Linked DNA regions of Homo sapiens: region 2 is linked to region 1. Evidence: chromatin loops called from intact Hi-C (ENCODE). Cell type or tissue: ovary. All regions are shown on one strand.

Evidence for each region. Peaks named below come from ENCODE experiments on the same cell type or tissue, not always from the same donor. Only the 100,000 strongest peaks of a DNase experiment are listed, where the experiment ranks them.
Region 2: it touches region 1 in a loop (6-fold over the local background); 59 of 110 quality-filtered maps call a loop at or near these places.

Annotation. Positions count from the first base shown.
Region 1 is chr11:120,525,283-120,530,282 of GRCh38, forward strand. The region is part of intron 1 of GRIK4 (glutamate ionotropic receptor kainate type subunit 4); the gene reads left to right. Among named protein-coding and RNA genes, the nearest start is that of GRIK4, 16 kb to the left of the region's middle. In ovary, no CTCF peak of the experiment used is centred here; a DNase peak (open chromatin) is centred at 1,984.
Region 2 is chr11:121,102,169-121,107,168 of GRCh38, forward strand. TBCEL-TECTA (TBCEL-TECTA readthrough) reads left to right here. Exons shown (of 30, transcript NM_001378761.1): 8 at 497-561; 9 at 3,663-3,796. It overlaps TECTA (tectorin alpha), which reads left to right. Exons shown (of 24, transcript NM_005422.4): 2 at 497-561; 3 at 3,663-3,796. The coding sequence starts at 498. Among named protein-coding and RNA genes, the nearest start is that of TECTA, 3.4 kb to the left of the region's middle. In ovary, no CTCF peak of the experiment used is centred here; DNase peaks (open chromatin) are centred at 2,533, 2,954 and 3,287; H3K27ac peaks cover 1,043 bases.

The sequences.
Region 1 (5,000 bases):
GAGATCATGTGACTTGCAGAATCGAGGTTTGAAATGGGGTCCCCTGGCCGCTAGTGCCTTTGGTATCATACCTTTCATTAGACGGACTCACCAGGAGCCTCCCATCAAACCAGGGGAGCATGTGCCCTGCTCCCCACCTGACCTAATGCAGTGCCCATTCCAACCCCAGCTGCCAGCCAGCCCCATTCATACTGGGCAGGGCGTGGAAAGAGCTGTAGAAGCAGCCCTGTCCTCTGGGTGTTGTGACTCTGAGAGGCACATGGAGAAGAGACCAGCAGGGGTGTTACAGAAACCATAGCAGGCAGTCAACACACACTCATCAGACCCACACCAAGGTTAGCCGCGTGCTACGTCCCCGTGTCTAGGCTGGGGATGGGGGCAGAGTGGGACAAGCTGATGGTTCTCCTCTGAGCAATCCAAGGAAGCTTCCTGGAGGAAGTAGGGCTCTGGGGAGGAGCGGCCTTAACTGGGGCACAGGGAGAGGCTGGTTTGACGTGTGGGAAGTAGCCTGGTGTGGTGGGGGGTGACGGGAGGGCTTGGACAGCTGGAGTTAGAGTCCCTCTCTCTACTCACTGTGCGGCGTTGGACAAGTTTGTTCATGTATCTGAAGCCTCTGTTTGCTCAGCAATAAAATGGGGACAATGAAAAACCTAATCTCACAGGGTTGGGGAAGAGCAAATAAGATACCACCTGTGAAAGGGCTTCTTAAGTCTGAAGGTGTTTTCAGTACGTACTGTGTGATTTTATTTATATAAAGTTCAAAAACAGGCGAAGTAATCTATGGTAATAGAAGCTGGGATAGCAGTTAGCCTTGGCAGGGGGCCTGAGAAAGGGCCTCTAGAATACTGATAATGCTCTATTTCGTGATCTGAGAGCTAGTTCTGTGGACATTCCTTGAGCTGCACACTTATGTGCACTTCTCTTTCTTTTTTTCCTTTGAGGCAGGTCTCACTCTGTCGCCCAGGCTGGAGTGCGGTGGCATGATCTCCATCTCCCGGGCTCAGGGTGATTCTCCCACCCTGGCACCCGCCCTCTCACCCCAGTAGCTGAGTCTACAGGCATGTACCACCATGCCCCACTAATTTTTTATATTTTTTCTTTCTAGAGACAGTGTTTCTCTATGTTGCCCCGGCTTGAACTTCTGGGCTCAAGCGATCCTCCCACCTCGGCCTCTCAAAGCCCTGGGATTACAGGTGTGAGCCGCTGTGCCCAGCCATGTGCACTTTTCTGTGTAAACAGTATACATCAATTCAAAAAGTTTGTTTTTAGGCCGGGCACAGTGGCTCATGCCTGTAATCCTAGCATTTTGGGAGGATGAGGTTGGTGGATCACTTGAGGTCAGGCGTTCAAGACCGGCCTGACCAACATGGTGAAACCCCATCTCCCCTAAAAATACAAAATTAACCAGGTGTGGTGGCACATGCCTGTAATCCAAGCTATTTGGGAGGCTGAGGCAGGAGAATCACTTGAACCTGGAAGGCGGAGGTTGCAGTGAGCCAGAGGTTGCAGTGAGCCAAGATTGCACCATTGCACTCCAGCCTGTGCAGCAAGAGTGAAACACCATCTCAAAAAAAAGAAAAAAAAAGTTCGTTTTTAAAGTGCTTATCACAGTCAGGTTATAAATGGCTAAAGGGCGGTCACTTGACAGTGTCCAAGAGGAAACCTGGAATGATGTTAATAGAAATAGTGGTTGAACACTTTAGGCAGAAGAAACATTTTCTCATTTAAACCTCAACAACTCACATTTTACAAGTGGGGAAACTCAGTGAGGTTGCAGAAGTTGCCCAAAGTCACACAGCCAGCCCGTGGCAGAGGGTCTGACCAGAGCCAGCACCCAGTCCTGGGGAACCTGGAGGATGCAAAGGCAGGTGGGGTTGCCCTGATCCCGCCTCGGCTTGCCGGGGCTTTGGCTTCTGGAGCTGCGTCATCTTTGTGGCTCTGCCCCTGCTGGGGTCCTGCCAGGCCTCAGCTTTCATGGAATGTGGAGAGCAGCCTCAGCTCCCTGCGGCCCCAGGGTGGAGATGCTTCCAGAGTGGGAGGAAGCAGGGGCGGGAGCTGGACAGCATCTGTCTGCAGGGTCTGCTGGGTGGGGACCCCGGAGCAGATGGTGTTTCACTCAGTTAAAACCCCTCAGGGCAGACCCCTGCCGGTGAGAGAGGGAGCATGGCAATGCTTATCCCAGCAGAGGAGGGGAGCAGGGAGCCGCTGCAAGTTCCCTCCTGCCTTCCTGGAGCCCGTGCTGGGGATTTATCTCCTCCCAGAGGCCTAACTGCGCCCCAGACACTCGCACCTGCATCCTCCAGGGGCGGGCTGGGGGCTGGGAGGAAGACGGGCATTCAGGTGCTTTTGTTACCTTTGTGATGTGGCTGAGCCAGACAGCCTCGCTCACACTAAGCCACCCCTGGCGTGTGGCCTTGTCTGGTGAGAGAGAGGTGGCATTGTGCTTGCATTTATATGCAGCTGGCAGAGCAGATACAGCCTCATTGTTGTCCAAGGTTTCCAATCAGGTGGGGAAAAAGAGGGCCTGGTGGTCCCACTCACGGGTGGAGGAAGAGGCTTCTTTACCAGCGGAACCAGCCTCACCTCCTCTGGGAGGCCTGCTCTGGTTAACCCCTTCAGCTGCTTTATCCTGGCCCTCAGCAGGGACACATGCGTTGTGAATAGAGTGAGCTCATCAACAAACAAGTCCTTTTATTTTATTTTATTTTTTTGAGACAGGGTCTCACTCTATTGCCCAGTGACGGGATTTGGGCTCACTGCAGCCTCGATCTCCCGGGCTCAGCCGGTCCTCCCACCTCAGCCTTTTGAGTAGCTGGGACCACAGGCATGGGCCACAATGCTCAGCTATTTTTTATTTTTTATTTTTGTATTTTTTGTGCAGACGTGGTTTCACCATGTTGCCTAGGCTGTTCTTGAACTGCTGAGCTCAAGCAGTCTGCCTGCCTCAACCTCCCAAAGTGCTGGGACTACAGGTGCCCGCCACCACGCCCGGCTAATTTTTTGTATTCTTAATAGAGATGGGGTTTCACAGTGTTAGCCAGGATGGTCTTGATCTCCTGACCTCATGATCTGCCCGCCTTGGCCTCCCAAAGTGCTGGGATTACAGGCATGAGCCACCAAGCCCGACCCTATAATTTTTTTATATTAAGTCTGTCTGAAATATGTTGGTCCTGTCACCCCTGTTTGACTGGAGGCTGGCTGAGGGCAGGGACTATGGGGGACCCTTCTTTCCTCTGAGCCTGTCTTAGGGAACCCATCTGTATTAGTCTGTTTTCATGCTGCTGATAAAGACATATCAGAGACTGGGTAACTTATACAGGAAAAAGGGGTTAATGAAGTTACAGTTCCACGTGGCTGGGGAGGCCTCACAATCATGGCGGAAGGCAAAGAGGAGCAAGTCACATCTTACATGAATGGCAGCAGGCAAAGAGAGAGCTTGTGCAGGGAAACTGCCCCTCATAAAACCATCAGATCTTGTGAGACCCATGAGATCTCTCATGAGATGCTAGCATGAGAACAACACGGGAAAGACCTGCCTCCATGATTCAATGACCTCCCACCAGTTTCCTCCCACGACACATGGGAACTGTGGGAGTTGCAATTCAAGATGAGATTTGGGTGGGGGCACAGCCAAACCACATCACCATCTATTGAGCATGTGCCCATCTACAGCACTTTAGTTTCCCAGGGTAGCTTTGGCTCCCTGCCTCAGGACCTTTGCACATGCTGTTCACTCTGCCTGCAACTCCTCCTTCCACCTCCTCTCCTTCTCTTGCTTCACTACTCCTTATCCATTCCTCTTCCAGGAAGCCCTTTCCTGACGCCTCCCTGAGCCTGCATAACCCCCCACCCCGACCCTCATGTGCTCTTGCAGCCCCAACCCTCGTTCCCTTTGGAGCACTCCCACCTTGCATTGTAACCTACAACTTACATTGTAGCACTGAGCTGTGGGAGGCCAGGCATCAAGTCACCACATCCACTTCTGTGCCACACTTTAACACAGTGTCTGGCTTACAGGAGGATCTTGCCAAATATTTGTTGAAAGAAGCAAAGCGATCGAGCACCAAAGAGAGGAGCAAGCCCAGCCGCTGTGCCCATCGACATTAGAGGGATTGCCCTTGGCTGTGACCTCCTCCACCTTAGTCTGAGCCCCTAGCAGTTACTACAGGGACGAGCCTAGAGCCCAGCCTGGGCACCAGTGACCACATCTGTTTTGCACAGCGCTGGGTTCCTGACATCTGCACAGAGATGCAGCCTAATAGTGTCTCTTAGATGTCCTTGGATAGTCACACATGTAAGTTCCCTGTCGGGAGTGGTGGGGGAAGTGGGAAAAGTGCTGTCTGTCACTTATCCTTCTGTGAAACAAGGTGGAGATGATTTCAATGTATCCCTTGACTCCTGATAGGGAGTAGCCTCTCTCGCAACCTGCCTTTCCCACCTCAACCACCATCCCCGCTGTGTGCAAGTACACTTGCTTTTAGGTGCTTTCACATCCAGCATCTCATTTAATCTCTCCAACAAAGGTGCTTTCACATCCAGCATCTCATTTAATCTCTCCAGCAACCCTGGGAGGCAGCTGCTGTTGACCTGTTTTATAGATGAGGAGACAGAAGTTCAGAGTGGTTAAACTGGCATGCCCCGAGTCACACAGCTGGTAAGCAGTAGAGCTAGGATCCCGTTCTCCTTTTTCTAGCATTACAGCTCCACTTGCCCTTCCTTCCTGGTGGCTCAGTGGCCTGCTTAGGAGTAAGGGTGCCCCAAGTGTGAGTCCTATGAGGCCCCATGTTCTTGCTTAATGCCTGAGAGTCCCTGACCTTGGAAATGCCTGTGTGCCAACCACAAGGTGCGGGTGTGGAGAAACGTCTGCCTTTGACAAATAGCCCTGTGGTCCCAGGACATGTAGGGCTAATTCAAGTGCAAACAGTGTATTAGTATTTATTACTCATGCTCCACTGCTAATAAAATTTGAGTTTAAAAAATAATGGTGAGCAAATGAATCG
Region 2 (5,000 bases), 580 kb after region 1:
CTAAATTCTCCTAGCTGTAGAACACATTGTGTTTTAACCAACTTTTGTTTGATTCTGATGGAAAGCTGTAGTGAAAATTAGGAAATCCAGGTCTCACTGGGGTGTGGTTTCTGCTGCAGAGACACAACCCGGGACCTGCATGCATCTTTAGCGTTGGGTCCTAGTTTTCAGCGCTTTATTTGATGCAGAGGGGATACCTTTCCTTTACGCATACCACTCTCACTGATCCTAAATAATTACTTGACAGTTTGAATGATCTCATTACACTTCCAGACTGGCTTCTTCTGGGCATCTAATTTGTTCATGAAGTGTTGAACTTCGGAGGACCTGCCAGCATTCAGGGGATTTCAGCCCGACTCAGCACTGTTGATGTTGTTATGTGAATTTGTTCTATGACGGTTTTGATGGTCTTGGGATTAGCCACTAAACACACCTGGTGTTCTGTTTACTCTGGCAAGCTGGGGATTTTTTTTTCATTTTCTTTTTAAAATTCCAGGATGAATTATTCATCATTCCTTAGAATTTGGGTCTCTTTCATCTTCGCACTTGTACAGCACCAAGGTGAGTACTACAGAATTCCATAAAGCTCTCAGTTAGCATGCTCTTGAATTGATAAAGAGACACTTTTATTGGAACCACAATTGTAAGGGCAGGTGCATGTGTGTCTACAGATACAAGAGAAAAATGTAATTAAATTCTATTATCAAGGGTAAAATTCATTAACTTTAAATGAGGTTTACTTATATTCCCACTTTTTTCTTATTTAACTTCAAATACTATTTGTATGTACCAGCTTGCCCTGTGCTAGTGGAGTAGATCTTTAAAATTACGCAAAATTATTTCCATTAAAAGTAGATAAGATAGGGGTATGTGCACTTCATGTCTGATCACTGATTTCCATTAAGGCATTTAATTTGTGGTGGAGACTTTAAAGAATCTACTTATTTCGGCCAAAAACTAGGAAATTACAATAGCATTGATGTCAGTGGTTTGTGTATCAGTGACCTTTTACGTGGCCCTCAAATCTAAAACTTAAATAAGACAATTTTTCCCCTCAGTGATTCCTTCTTTTTCTCTGTGTAGCACTGCCCTGGGTAAGTGAAAGGCCACATATGTCTTTTTTCTACTGTTGTTTTGGATTTTAGACAAAGACGGGGCGGTCTACGTAGATTTTAACTTTTTATGGCTAAAATTCTAAGGCACCTTTCTTTACCTTGCGAGTTTGTCTAGTTCAAGTGGCACATGAGTACAAGTCTGAGATGAACACGTCAAGCCCCTGTGCAGTGCTAATATTTTTCCAGAATTGGTGAATTTAAGCAGTTAAACCATAGTGTGAAACCCCACGGGAATGAAAGAGGGCCCTTGACTTCAACCTCCTACCCCAGCTCCAAGAAAGTACATTTTATTTGGTGGGAAAAAAAAAATCCTGGAAACATAGCTATGTTTATTGTGAAATTCTCAGCTTAGGGCAAGCATGGATAGGGATATTCTTTCTTTTAGCAACTCTGATGTTATTGATAGGCCATGCTGCTAACAGTTTTATATATATATATAAAAATAATAATGGCTTCTGCAGTGTTAATTACCGTAGTTTAAACCTACGCCCTTGTGTTTAGCACCCTCTTTTTCATTTGACAAGTATTATTTACCATATTAGATATTCTTAATGTTTGTATCCTTCTTAAAATTAAAAATATTTAACAGTCCGTTCTTTCCTATTCAAAATTGTGAACTAATTAGGATCACCCACGAAGAGAAGAATCTTGCAAACTGCCTCACCTTTGCAGCAGAAGAGGAAGTTAGGGTCATTCTCCCTGGCCATGGTTTTCCGTCTCCTCCATGCGGTATTATGGGTTTTCCATTCCCTAGGCAGATTGGCCAATCAGTGCAGCCCAAAATACCAATTAATCTTTCCATACAGATGATGATAATTCAGTGTGAATTTGAGCCCTCATTCATACTTGGGCATGACTCCTAAAAAGTTCCCCATGAAGGATAAATCCATGCCAGGACATAATTTGTTACTGTTAACTTCAGAAATAAGTACCTGTGTATAATACTGTAGTAGAGATTATAAAGATTTTTTTTAATTAGTACTTCCAGGAATTTTTAATTTGTTACTATTATGTAAATAGAAATGTTAGAAGACCCCTTTTCACCTGCTGGTTGTGACATTAAATACAGCTCATGGGCCCAGAGTGCCTATGACCCGACACAGCGCCTCCTACAGCCTCAAATTCGGGCTGCTTCTCAGCAACTTCTGGGGTTTGGACGATGCATATACACGAATGACCAGATTAGTTTTGCTGCTCTCCTTGGATGTCAGCCCCTGGAAAGAAATTAGCCCTCCGTTGAGGCATAACTCCTCTTGCTCCCTGCTTCAGAACTGGAGAGCTGGCTCTTGGCCTGGTGCAACAGGCCTGCTTTCTGGCCGCTTTGCACTCCTCTCTTTTACATGAGCTGTTGTCTGTTCACCAAAAGCCTCCCAAAGGAGCAAAGACAGTCCTTGGCCGGTTGCTCCCCAGCCTATTGCTTCCATCAGCACAGAGCAGGGACTTTCCCAAGTAGAAGGCCCGACATGAGAATGGGGGTGTCGGCATCTCATAGCAGCAAGCAGGTACCTCAAGAAGTGTGGCCGATGCCCAGCATGGTCTTGCCCCTGCCCCCGAGAATGAGAAATTTAAAGAAAGGAAAAAAGGGAGAAAACGATAGTGTCCTATTGTCTTATATTCATTCAGGAGAAGAAAGGACAGAGGCAAAGAAAAGTAACACCCAAAATGTAGATTATTTCACAGATGCTATTGGACTTGATCCTCAGTGATGCAGACCCTAGGGAACTTGTCTCATTTCTCCCACAAAACTGAGCCACATCTTGCAACAGTATGGACGGGAAACCTGGGAGCAGCAAGCCAGGAGAGGAGGTGACCCTGTCACAGCGGGATGCAGTGTGTGTTTGTGTGATGGCTCTCCAGTGACCAGGAGGACCAATCAGAGCCCTGCAATTCATTCTCTCCAAAGAGTTCTCAAGGACCCAACCCTCTGACCCCGGAGGATCTCATGTCTGTCTTTTGTAAAAAAGGAGTTGGGCAAAGAGCCTCTTGCAGGGCCGCCCTCAATCAAGGTCATTCATGGGCCAATTGCTACAAATCCTCTCCTCCCACTTTTGTCTCAGTTCCCACTGTTGTTTATTTCCTTCTGGGATCTGGGATTTTCTCCAATTGTGCAGCAAGAGGGAGGGAACTCCTTTCAGGAAAACACACGATAGTGGAATTCTTGAGCTAGAACAGGAGCTTCAAAACTGTGGCCATGCCAGACCTAGAGGCTGCCTCTCAGTATCCAGAAAGCTCAAGGTTTCCAGGGAAATTTCACAAATTTCCAGCCAGCTGTAGCCATAGATATCACCAAGATGCATGAAAGTGCAAGAACATGCACAAAGTGCTTTCTCCTATGGAGAAACAATGTCACTCCCATTTTCCCGTTTCCCAGAGCAGAAGATACTGCGCTGTGTATGGCCTAGGTTTAGGATGAATGACAGGGCAGTATGACTTGCATTCAGCTTGCAAGCCCTACTGAAAGAAGCTGGCTTCAGTAGGTAGGAGAGATGTAGATTGCCAAACGGCAGAGGGAGCTGCCATCTATCTAACCATCATCTCTCTTGACAGCTCAGCCCAGGGAGCTCATGTATCCATTTTGGCAGAATGACACCAAAACCCCTAAAGTAGATGATGGAAGCTCATCTGAGATTAAGTTGGCCATCCCAGTTTTCTTCTTTGGCGTTCCTTACCGCACTGTCTATGTAAGTGGAGAAGCAGCCCATCTGTTGTTCTCTGGCCCTCCCTTTTGTTTGTCATTAAGAAAAGCATTTTAAGTATCCTCTTCCAGAGCTCTGGGAAGGGAGGATTTATTGGCAGCCAAAACGACAAGTTCTGAGATTTCATGAGCTGATAGGTTTTATGAATAAGAAAGTCAAAGGTATATTTAATGGCTAATGTTCATAGTGGAGGAGTATACAGGGCAATAAATTGCTTTTGTCAGTGATTAAACATAGAAGTGAAGCAGAAGCCCCAATGCCATGAATGTTATTTCTGCTACTCAACGAGATAAAAAGATACAATGAACCACAGTAGGAGCAATATCATTTTTCTTTCCCTTCTGGGGGTGTGAAAAGTTTAGGCATCTGCTGTTCTTGGGCTTCCTACCAATTTGAAGCAGAGTCGGAACACAGTAGGGGGGTAATCAACTATTATATCAAAGTTGTTTGCAGAATTGGCCACCCTCAATATGGGTCTGTAGATAGGCCAGAGGGTCTCATCGCCCAACCCACACTAAGAAATGGTCCCATTTGTGATCAGAGCTCTCCTAGGCACCTGTGTTCTCAGGTTTTTGTTTTTGGTTTTTTGGATCATTGGGTTTGCTGCTAGCGAAACTGTGGCACATGAAGAGGAAGATTCAGAGCAGCCGAGCCTGGCTTTATTGTTGGCCTTAAAGAACTGGGTGAGGGATTATACCACACCCCTGGAGGAAGAATGCAACCCTAAGCATGTCCACCTCTGGCCATCTCTACGTCTGGGACCTCTCTCTTCCCCAACTTTTGATTTATGGCTCCGGGATGATTCCCGCTAGAAAAGAGTTCACTATTCCATTACCTAACGGTGGTCCCTGAACCTGCAGAAGCAGCGTCACACAGGCACTCATTAGCAATGTCATTTCTCAGGTCCCACCCCACACCTACTGAGTCAGAAACTCTGGGAGGAGGAGCCAGTAATCTGTGTTTTAATGAGTCCTCCAAGTGGTTCTGATGCCCACAAAAGTTTGAGAACCACTGATCTCAACCATAGGATATAATCAAGACACACGTGAGTCATCACCAGCTTCCTCTGCCAGTCTGTGTGTTTTAATTACACCTGTTGTTCCCTAGCAAACACTTCATTCTGACATCCTGAAACGCCTTTTATACTCTATTCACGGCAGGGCCTCCCTAGTCTGTCTTTGTAATAGCT